Linked DNA regions of Homo sapiens: region 2 is linked to region 1. Evidence: chromatin loops called from intact Hi-C (ENCODE). Cell type or tissue: CD14-positive monocyte. All regions are shown on one strand.

Region 1 (4,000 bases):
CTAAATCCGCTTTTTACTGAATGAAGTAATGTTTTAAGTGACATGTCATAGCCTAAAATTATTTCCAAATCTATTGCCTCACAGGGACTGTTAGCCCAACTTGTTTATGTGAAATCTTTATGAAAGTGAACTGACTTATAATTGTCAGGTACATTTGAAGTAAGAGCAAGACTTGAATTCCCAAAAGAAGTGTGGCAGTTTTAATTTATTTCCTTGTTAGGAAATGTAAAACTTAATTAGACCTTGGCTAGTTTCCCTGTAAGATCTAATTTATGGAGTTTGGTATAGTAGGTAAAACAGAATGATGGTTCTGTAAAGTGCACTCTGTCAAAAAATGAGTGCAGGCCAGGGACAGTGGCACAACCTTGTAATCCCAGCACTTTGGGAGGCTGAGGAGTTCCAGACCAACCTAGGCAACACAGTGGGACTCTGTCTCTACAAAAAATACTTTAAAATTAGCCAGGCATGGTGGCACACACCTCTAGTCCCAACTACTTAGGAGGCGGAGGCAGGAGGATCTCTTGAGCCCAGGAGGTTGAGGGTACAGTGAGCTATGATCATGCTACTGCACTCCAGCCGGGGTGACAGAATGAGACACTGTATCAAAAAAAAAAAAAAAAAAAATAGGTGGCGGGGGATGAGGGATGAGTGCGGCTCTATATAACGTAGAAGTTGAGGAACTTCAAAAAGATAGTCCCTTGTCCGGGCACAGTGGCTCACGCCTGTAATCCCAGCACTTTAGGAGGCTAAAGCAGGCAGATCACCTGAGGTCAGGAGTTCAAGACGAGCCTGGCCAACATGGGGAAACCCCGTCTCTACTAAAAATACAAAAATTAGCCTGGTGTGGTGGTGGGCACCTGTAATCCCAGCTACTCAGAAGGCTAAGGTGGGATAATTGTTTGAACCCGGGAGGCAGAGGTTGTAGTGAGCCAAGATCACGCCACTGTACTCCAGCCTGGGCGACAGAGCGAGACTCCGTCCCCCTCCAAAAAAAAAAGACATTCCCAATCATAAATGCCTTCCCCACTGGCCAGTTTCTGTGATTCAGAGTGTTGGCACAGCATAGCTGGGTTCTCTGCTTAGGATCTTAACAAGGATGAAATCGCAGTGTTGTTGGGGGGCCTTCATTTTCATCCGGAGTTCAGGGTCCTCTTCAAAGTTCTTTCCTGCTGTTGGCAGAATTCAGGTCCTTTCAGTTGTAGGACCAAGGATTCCTTTTCCTTGCTGGCTGTTGGCCAGTCATTGCTCTCAGCAGGTGACTACAGCTCCTTGCCACCAGGCCCCTCACAGCATGGCAACTCACTTCTTCAGAGCCAGCAACAGAATCTCTCGCCTCAGTCTGCTAAGATGGATTCTTACATAACATAGTTATGGGACTGACTAGCCCATCACCTTTCTCATATACAGTAACCTCATCACAGGATTATCGTAGTCACAGGTTCTGCCCACCTGAGGAGAGGGGATTACACAGGATATGTGGACCAGAGGGTGGAAATACTGGGCGGGGGGCACGTCAGAATTCTGCTCAGCACACCAGCCATCATTTTAGAAACCTACACCTTTGGTTTTATTATTCTGAAGATAGGGACATTTAAACTGATTTAAATTTTAGGGCTGGAAGATAACTTAAAAATCATTTTGTTTAAACCCTTACTTTGTTTTTTGGTTTTTTGTTTGTTTGGTTGGTTTTTTTTGAGACAGTCTTGCTCTGTCACCTAGGCTAGAGTGCAGTGGCATGATCTCAGCTCACTACAACCTCCGCCTCCTGGGTTCTAGTGATTCTCCTGTCTCAGCCTCCCAGTTAGCTGGGATTACAGGCACACACCACCACGCCCAGCTAATTTATATATTTTTAGTAGAGACAGGGTTTTACCATGTTGGCCAGGCTGGTCTTGAACTCCTGACCTCAGGTGATCTGCCCAGCTCGGCCTCCCAAAGTGTTGGATTTATAGACGTGAGCCACTGTGCCCGGCCTGCTTGTTTTTAACATTCATAAAGGGAAATGACTTGCTGAAATCACAGACCAGAAGTTCAGGTTCAGCGACTTCCACACCAGGGTTCTCATTAGTACCCTGGCACCTACTGCTGCTAGAAGGACCTAGAGAATTACATCGAGGACTCAATGCTTTTATGTGATGCCGGAAAGTGGGGCAAATTCACAGCAAGAATGTAGGGAGAGCATCCCCCAGACAGCCAAGACATGGCAGGAAGGCAGGAGTGTCACAAAGACATGTAAGGAAGAGATTACAACAGGAAAAAAGCTCCTATTTTATAAATTCTTTTAAAGTTTGTGGGAGGCAAGCTCTTGCACTTCAGTTCATCATTACATTTGGTAAAAACATTTATATGTGAAGAGGAGTGTTGGCCAGGATTCCATTCATTTAAGACAGAGTCATCAATTTTTAAAGTAAAATTATTCATGATGTAGGCAAGGAAGCTCAAATTCTGAAATAAATGTTTGCTTTATGAGGCATTTTCTCTGCAGAGGCCTGGTTTATTTTCCCAAATTTAAAGTCACTTAGCAATTCTAAAGATTGATTCTGGCTTATGATCACTTTGAATATATTATGATTTAGTAAAATTAGGTAAGTGCCCTAAGGAGGAGGAGAGCTGCTTTAGGGATTCATGATTACCATCATGAATTACATCACAAAGAGAAGAGATGGGGGTAGGATAAACTGTTAAAGCATCCACATAAATAGATAAGGAAAGACAAAATCAGCCAACATTACATCCCACTGAGAAAAAGATCAGAAAAAGAATGATTACTAGAATTACATCAATATCGGGAAAGTGTAGAGGGAGTATTTATTATAAGCATTGCTTCTTTGGGGGTTTCAAGGTTTACTACCTTGAGAAGCCTCGGAAGGTTTAATAAGACACTGTGGCTGGGCCCAGTGGCTCATAGCCTATAATCCCAGCACTTTGGGAGGCCAAGGTGGGTGGTTCGCTTGAGCCCAGGAGTTCAAGACCAGCCTGGGCAACATGGTGAAACCCCATCTCTACAAAAAAATACAAAAATTAGCCAGGCATGGTGGCGCGAGCCTGTAGTCCTAGCTACTTCCGAGGCTGAGGCGGGAGGATCATTTGAGCCCAGGATGTTGAGGCTGTGGTGAGCTGTGCCCTCACTACTGCACTCCAGCCTGAGCAACAGAGCAAGACCCTGTCTCAATTAAAAAAAAATTTTTTTTTAATAAAATTGTTTAAAAATGCAAAACCTAGCCAGGTGTGGTAATCCACACCTGTAGTCCCAGTTACTAGGGAGGCTGAGGCGGGAGAATCAGGAGCCCAGGAGGCAGAGGTTGCAGTGAGCCATGATCTTGCCACAGCACTCTAGCCTGAGCAACAGAACCAAGACCCTGTCTCAAAAAAACAAACAAAAAAGACACTTGTAAAGGTGACTATTTAGTCTTTAATTTCAACAAACTGAATTTAAATATATCAGTTACTCTCAGTTTAGCCATCAGAGATTCAGACTCTGTTATAGCTGACCCCCACAGACCACAAAGGAAATAATTTTTTAAAGAGAAGGGGAAAAGGTACCTTCTTCTCAAGATTGAGATAAGAATAAATAAGGAACTGGTTAAATAAACAAGGAAATTATGATCCATCCTGTCAGTGGAATACTATGCAGCTATTGAAGGAAGCTGCTCATGTCCATCTGGAATTATTTCTAAGATATGTTGTTAAGTGAGTAAAGCAAAACAATATTTAGTACACCACCATTTTGTGGGAAAAGGGAAGAAGCGAAGAGTACATATTTGATTTTATATCTACAAAATATTTCTGGGGAAACTAGTGACATTGATTGTCTCTGAATGACTGGGTGACTGGGGTATAAGGTTGGGAGAGAGACTTCACCCCTTTTGTACCATTCAAATTTTGAAGCAGATGACTATATTAGCGAATCAAAAACATCTTTTTTTTTTTTTTTTTGAGACAGGGTCTTGCTCTGTTGCCTAGGTTGGAGTACAGTTGTGCAGTCATAGCTCACTGCAGA
Region 2 (4,000 bases), 170 kb before region 1:
TTTTTATTGGTTGGTCTGCTTTTTTGTTTTGTTTGGTGAAGTTAAGTAACAGTAAACTAAAAGATGATAGCATTTTGTAAACACAAGATTTTAAAATGATCCTCATAGCCCCTCTTTCTTAGGGGAAATAATTATGATAATGATCTTCATGTTCTTCTTCATCTTCCCCTTGCTGGGGAATTTTTTGCTTCATTTTGAAATACTCTTACTATTCAGAGTTCTTCCTCACGAGTCTAGTTTTATTGTTCAACGTCACATAGAATGTCTGTTTTTTGTTTGTTTGTTTTGGGTTTTTTTGTATGTTTTGTTTTGTTTTGAGATAGAGTCTCTCTCTATCACCCAGGCTGGAGTGCAGTGGCACGATCTTGGCTCACTGCAACCTCTGCCTCCCAGGCTCAAGAGATTCTCCTGCCTCAGCCTCCCCAGTAGCTGGGACTACAGGTGTGTACCACCACAACTACCTAATTTTTGTATTTTTAGTAGAGATGGGGTTTCACCATGTTGGCCAGGCTGGTCTCGAACTCCTGACCTCAAGTGATCCACCCGCCTTGGCTTCCCAAAGTGCTGGGATTACAGGCATGAGCCACGGCGCCTGGCCAATGTCTGTATTTGAAAAAAATAATTGTTTTACTGTTGTTTTATACAGATATAGGAAACCTAAAATGATTTTTGTAGTAACCATTTCTTTTTGTTCTTCATAGTTTTTTACTCCAATGTTTATTCCTAGACATATAGTTTAATTTTGCTTATTTTGTTTGGTGATATATCTTTAAAGCCTCTTAATCTACAAGTGACAGAATGCAGGCCATTTAGCCCATAAAGTTTCCTAGAGCCTAGGTTTTACTGATGCTTATTCTCAGTGCAATTCAGCGTGTTTCTCTTTTCTCTATATTACCTAAATATTGGCATCTGGATTCTGAGGCTCGATCAGACTCAGGTTTGATCCCTGCAGCAAGATTAGTGGTGGTATTATGTTATTTTATCATAAGACACCTAATGTCTAGTTGCTTTTCTTTTGCAGTATTAACAGCTATTGATGTTCATTGCCTATATCTGTTAATTCATTGAAGTTGCAAAATGATATTCTAATTTTATCAAATCTTTTTCATTTATTAATTGGAATATTTTATAAACAGACACTGTCCCTCATCTGCTATTTGGTTATAAATTCTCTTTGGCTACTCCTTGATGCAGTTCATATAGGAAAAATAATGCCCAAATTTTGATCCAATTAAGTCTAGCAGTGTTATTGAAGACAGATGTCTCAATAATGCTCAAGAAAGTCTTATAAGGTATATGACTGAATGAACCATCGTAATTATCTTAGTATATCTTTTCTCAGGCTAAACATCCCAAAATCCTTCAACAGATTTCTATTTATCTCTGCTTCCAAGCCTTTGTTATCTTGGATGCTATATTCTGAACTCTTTACATGATAGTTTGTTGTTCCTTTTAACCAGGCTAAGGTACAATGCTAAGTGGAAAAAAAGCAAAATATATACCATATAATAGGTCTATACTAAATTCTACCAATGTGGGAGTATACTAAGTCTGTTACTTTCTTTGACCTATTATTTCAAAAACGAATCTGATTTTGTCTTAAATTCTTGATTTTTAAGTTCTTATTTTTTTACCTTTATGTATATGATTGACTTAACTTTTTTATTCACAAAGTCACAAAGTCCTCATTGCTAGTAACTGCTGCTCATATACCCCAAACATTCCGAATGGTTTCTTTTTTGTTGTTGTTGTTCAGAGGAAGAATAAAAATACAGATGGCCTAAAGAAAGGTATTTCTGGCTGGGCGCAGTGGCTCACGCCTGTAATCCCAGCACTTTGGGAGGCCAAGGCAGGCGGATCATGAGGTCTGGAGATCAAGACCATCCTGGCTAACACGGTGAAACCCCACCTCTACTAAAAATACAAAAAATTAGCCGGGCGTGGTGGCGGGCACCTGTAGTCCCAGCTACTAGGGAGGCTGAGGCAGGAGAATGGCGTGAACCCGGGAGGTAGAGCTTGCAGTGAGCCAAGATTGTGCCAGTGCACTCCAGCCTGGGCAACAGAGCGAGACTCTGTCTCAAAAAAAAAAAAAAAAAGAAGAAAGGTATTTCTTCTGTAGCCATTATTTCCCAGCAGACAGTTGTTGTGTAATATAAAATGCCTTCAAAACTTGTAGCTATGTCTCAAGGCTGCTGAGAGGTTGCAAAACTCTTTACTGTGTTTGCCACATGCTCAATCTTTTGATAAAGTCTCCTGTGAAATCTATTCAGATTGTATTACAAGTTAGCATTGAAAAAATTCCTGTCATATGTGGTCACAAATTTGCAGTCTTTTCTCAGTTGCTAAAAGCACATGTGGTAGTGGAATTAAGAGCCTTGTTAAACAGCTGCTGCCAGTGACTTCAAAGTGACATCTAGCCAGGACTGACAGTTATAGTAATTTCTATGTTAATGTGGCAAATTTAAAATATCAATAAAGGCTGGGCGTGGTGGCTCACGCCTGTAATCCCAGCACTTTGGGAGGCCCAGGCAGGTGGATCACTTGAGGTCAGGCGTTCGAGACCAGCCTGGCTAACATGGTGAAACCATCTCTAGTAAAAATACAAAACATTAGCCGGGCGTGATGGCCGGCACCTGTAATCCAAGCTACTTGGGAGGCTGAGGCAGGAGAATTGATTGAACCCGGAGGCGAAGGTTGCAGTGAGCCGAGATCACAGCATTGCACTCCAGCCTGGGCAACAAGAACAAAACTCCATCTCAAAAAAATAAATAAATAAATAAAATAAAATAAAACATCAATAAAGTTTTTCTTAACATTGGTAAATTGCTTTATGGACATGGAACTGATGAGATTATAGGTTTTATTGCCTTGACACATTTTCTAGCCAGTTATTTATAAGATATTTATTGTTGACTATTTCAACTGTAAAATTCAGGTATGAGATAAATTTTTTTCACTAAAATATTATGTGGCTGGTGTAGTATTTTGTATGTTCCATGTGCAGAATGGGGGCTTGTATACCAGATAAGGGAATGAACTTTCATATTAACTAGACAGCCTTTTAGTTAAATATATGCCATACTTGATTTTGTTGCTATTCCAACATTTGCTTGTGTGATTCCCAACTTTGCTTTCTAAATATGCCATACGTAAAGGATCTCTAGCAGTTTGTTTAATTTTATAATCAAAAATCTGTTGCTTCAGACCTGTTAATAATTGAGTTTCCATGATACGTAATTTTATTTTTCTATGCCATCATTGAATGTACTTTGACTTTGAAGACCTACTAGCTTTTGAAACCTATGAAATCTAAAGTCTGTTTTGTTTTAGGAATTAGGAAATTACATAGAAGTAGAAACTGTAAAATCAATCCCTTTATAAAAACTTGGTATTTAGGCCAGGTGCAATGGCTACTTCCTGTAATCCCAGCACTTTTGGAGGCCATGGCGGAAGGATCATTTGAGCCCAGGAGTTTGAGGCCAGCCTGGACAATGTGGTGAGACCCTCTCACTACAAAAATAAAGATAATTTTTAAAAAAGAGAATGTTAAAAAAATTCTTCTGGGAAGGATTGTAAAAAATAGAAAAAAAGACTTGGTATTTAAGAAGCTATAGGTTGGCATATATATGGCATTGTACCCTATTACTGAAATCTTCTGAAATTTCTTATGACATTTAAAAATTTTGCTAGCCTTCAGTGATTTAAAACATTAGAAAATTCTTCAAAAAAAGTTTTAAACAAAAGTTACATGAGCATTGCCTCAACTGGAATATGAATGGTATATTGCAAGAAATAAAAAATTCCAAGAATATTAACAATTTTTGGTATTCATTTGTAATATTAAAAAACTAAGTATAGAAAAAAATGATAGAATTTCTTCCCAAAATAGGATGGAAAATATATGAGAATTGATGAGCAGTGATGATAAGAATATATGAGCATATGAGCATTGCTTAATATAGTAACACTTTCTAAATTTCTAACTTTAGGTGATGGAATA

The links. A loop is a pair of places that touch in the nucleus more often than their neighbours do. Peaks named below come from ENCODE experiments on the same cell type or tissue, not always from the same donor. Only the 100,000 strongest peaks of a DNase experiment are listed, where the experiment ranks them.
Region 2: it touches region 1 in a loop (2.6-fold over the local background); 10 of 110 quality-filtered maps call a loop at or near these places.

The regions. Positions count from the first base shown.
Region 1 is chr10:72,383,182-72,387,181 of GRCh38, reverse strand. The region is part of intron 10 of MICU1 (mitochondrial calcium uptake 1); the gene reads left to right. Among named protein-coding and RNA genes, the nearest start is that of DNAJB12, 30 kb to the right of the region's middle. In CD14-positive monocyte, no CTCF peak of the experiment used is centred here; no DNase peak of the experiment used is centred here; H3K27ac peaks cover 2,477 bases.
Region 2 is chr10:72,551,331-72,555,330 of GRCh38, reverse strand. It overlaps MICU1 (mitochondrial calcium uptake 1), which reads left to right. Exons shown (of 12, transcript NM_001195518.2): 4 at 3,990-4,000. Among named protein-coding and RNA genes, the nearest start is that of MICU1, 73 kb to the left of the region's middle. In CD14-positive monocyte, no CTCF peak of the experiment used is centred here; a DNase peak (open chromatin) is centred at 2,190; H3K27ac peaks cover 2,079 bases.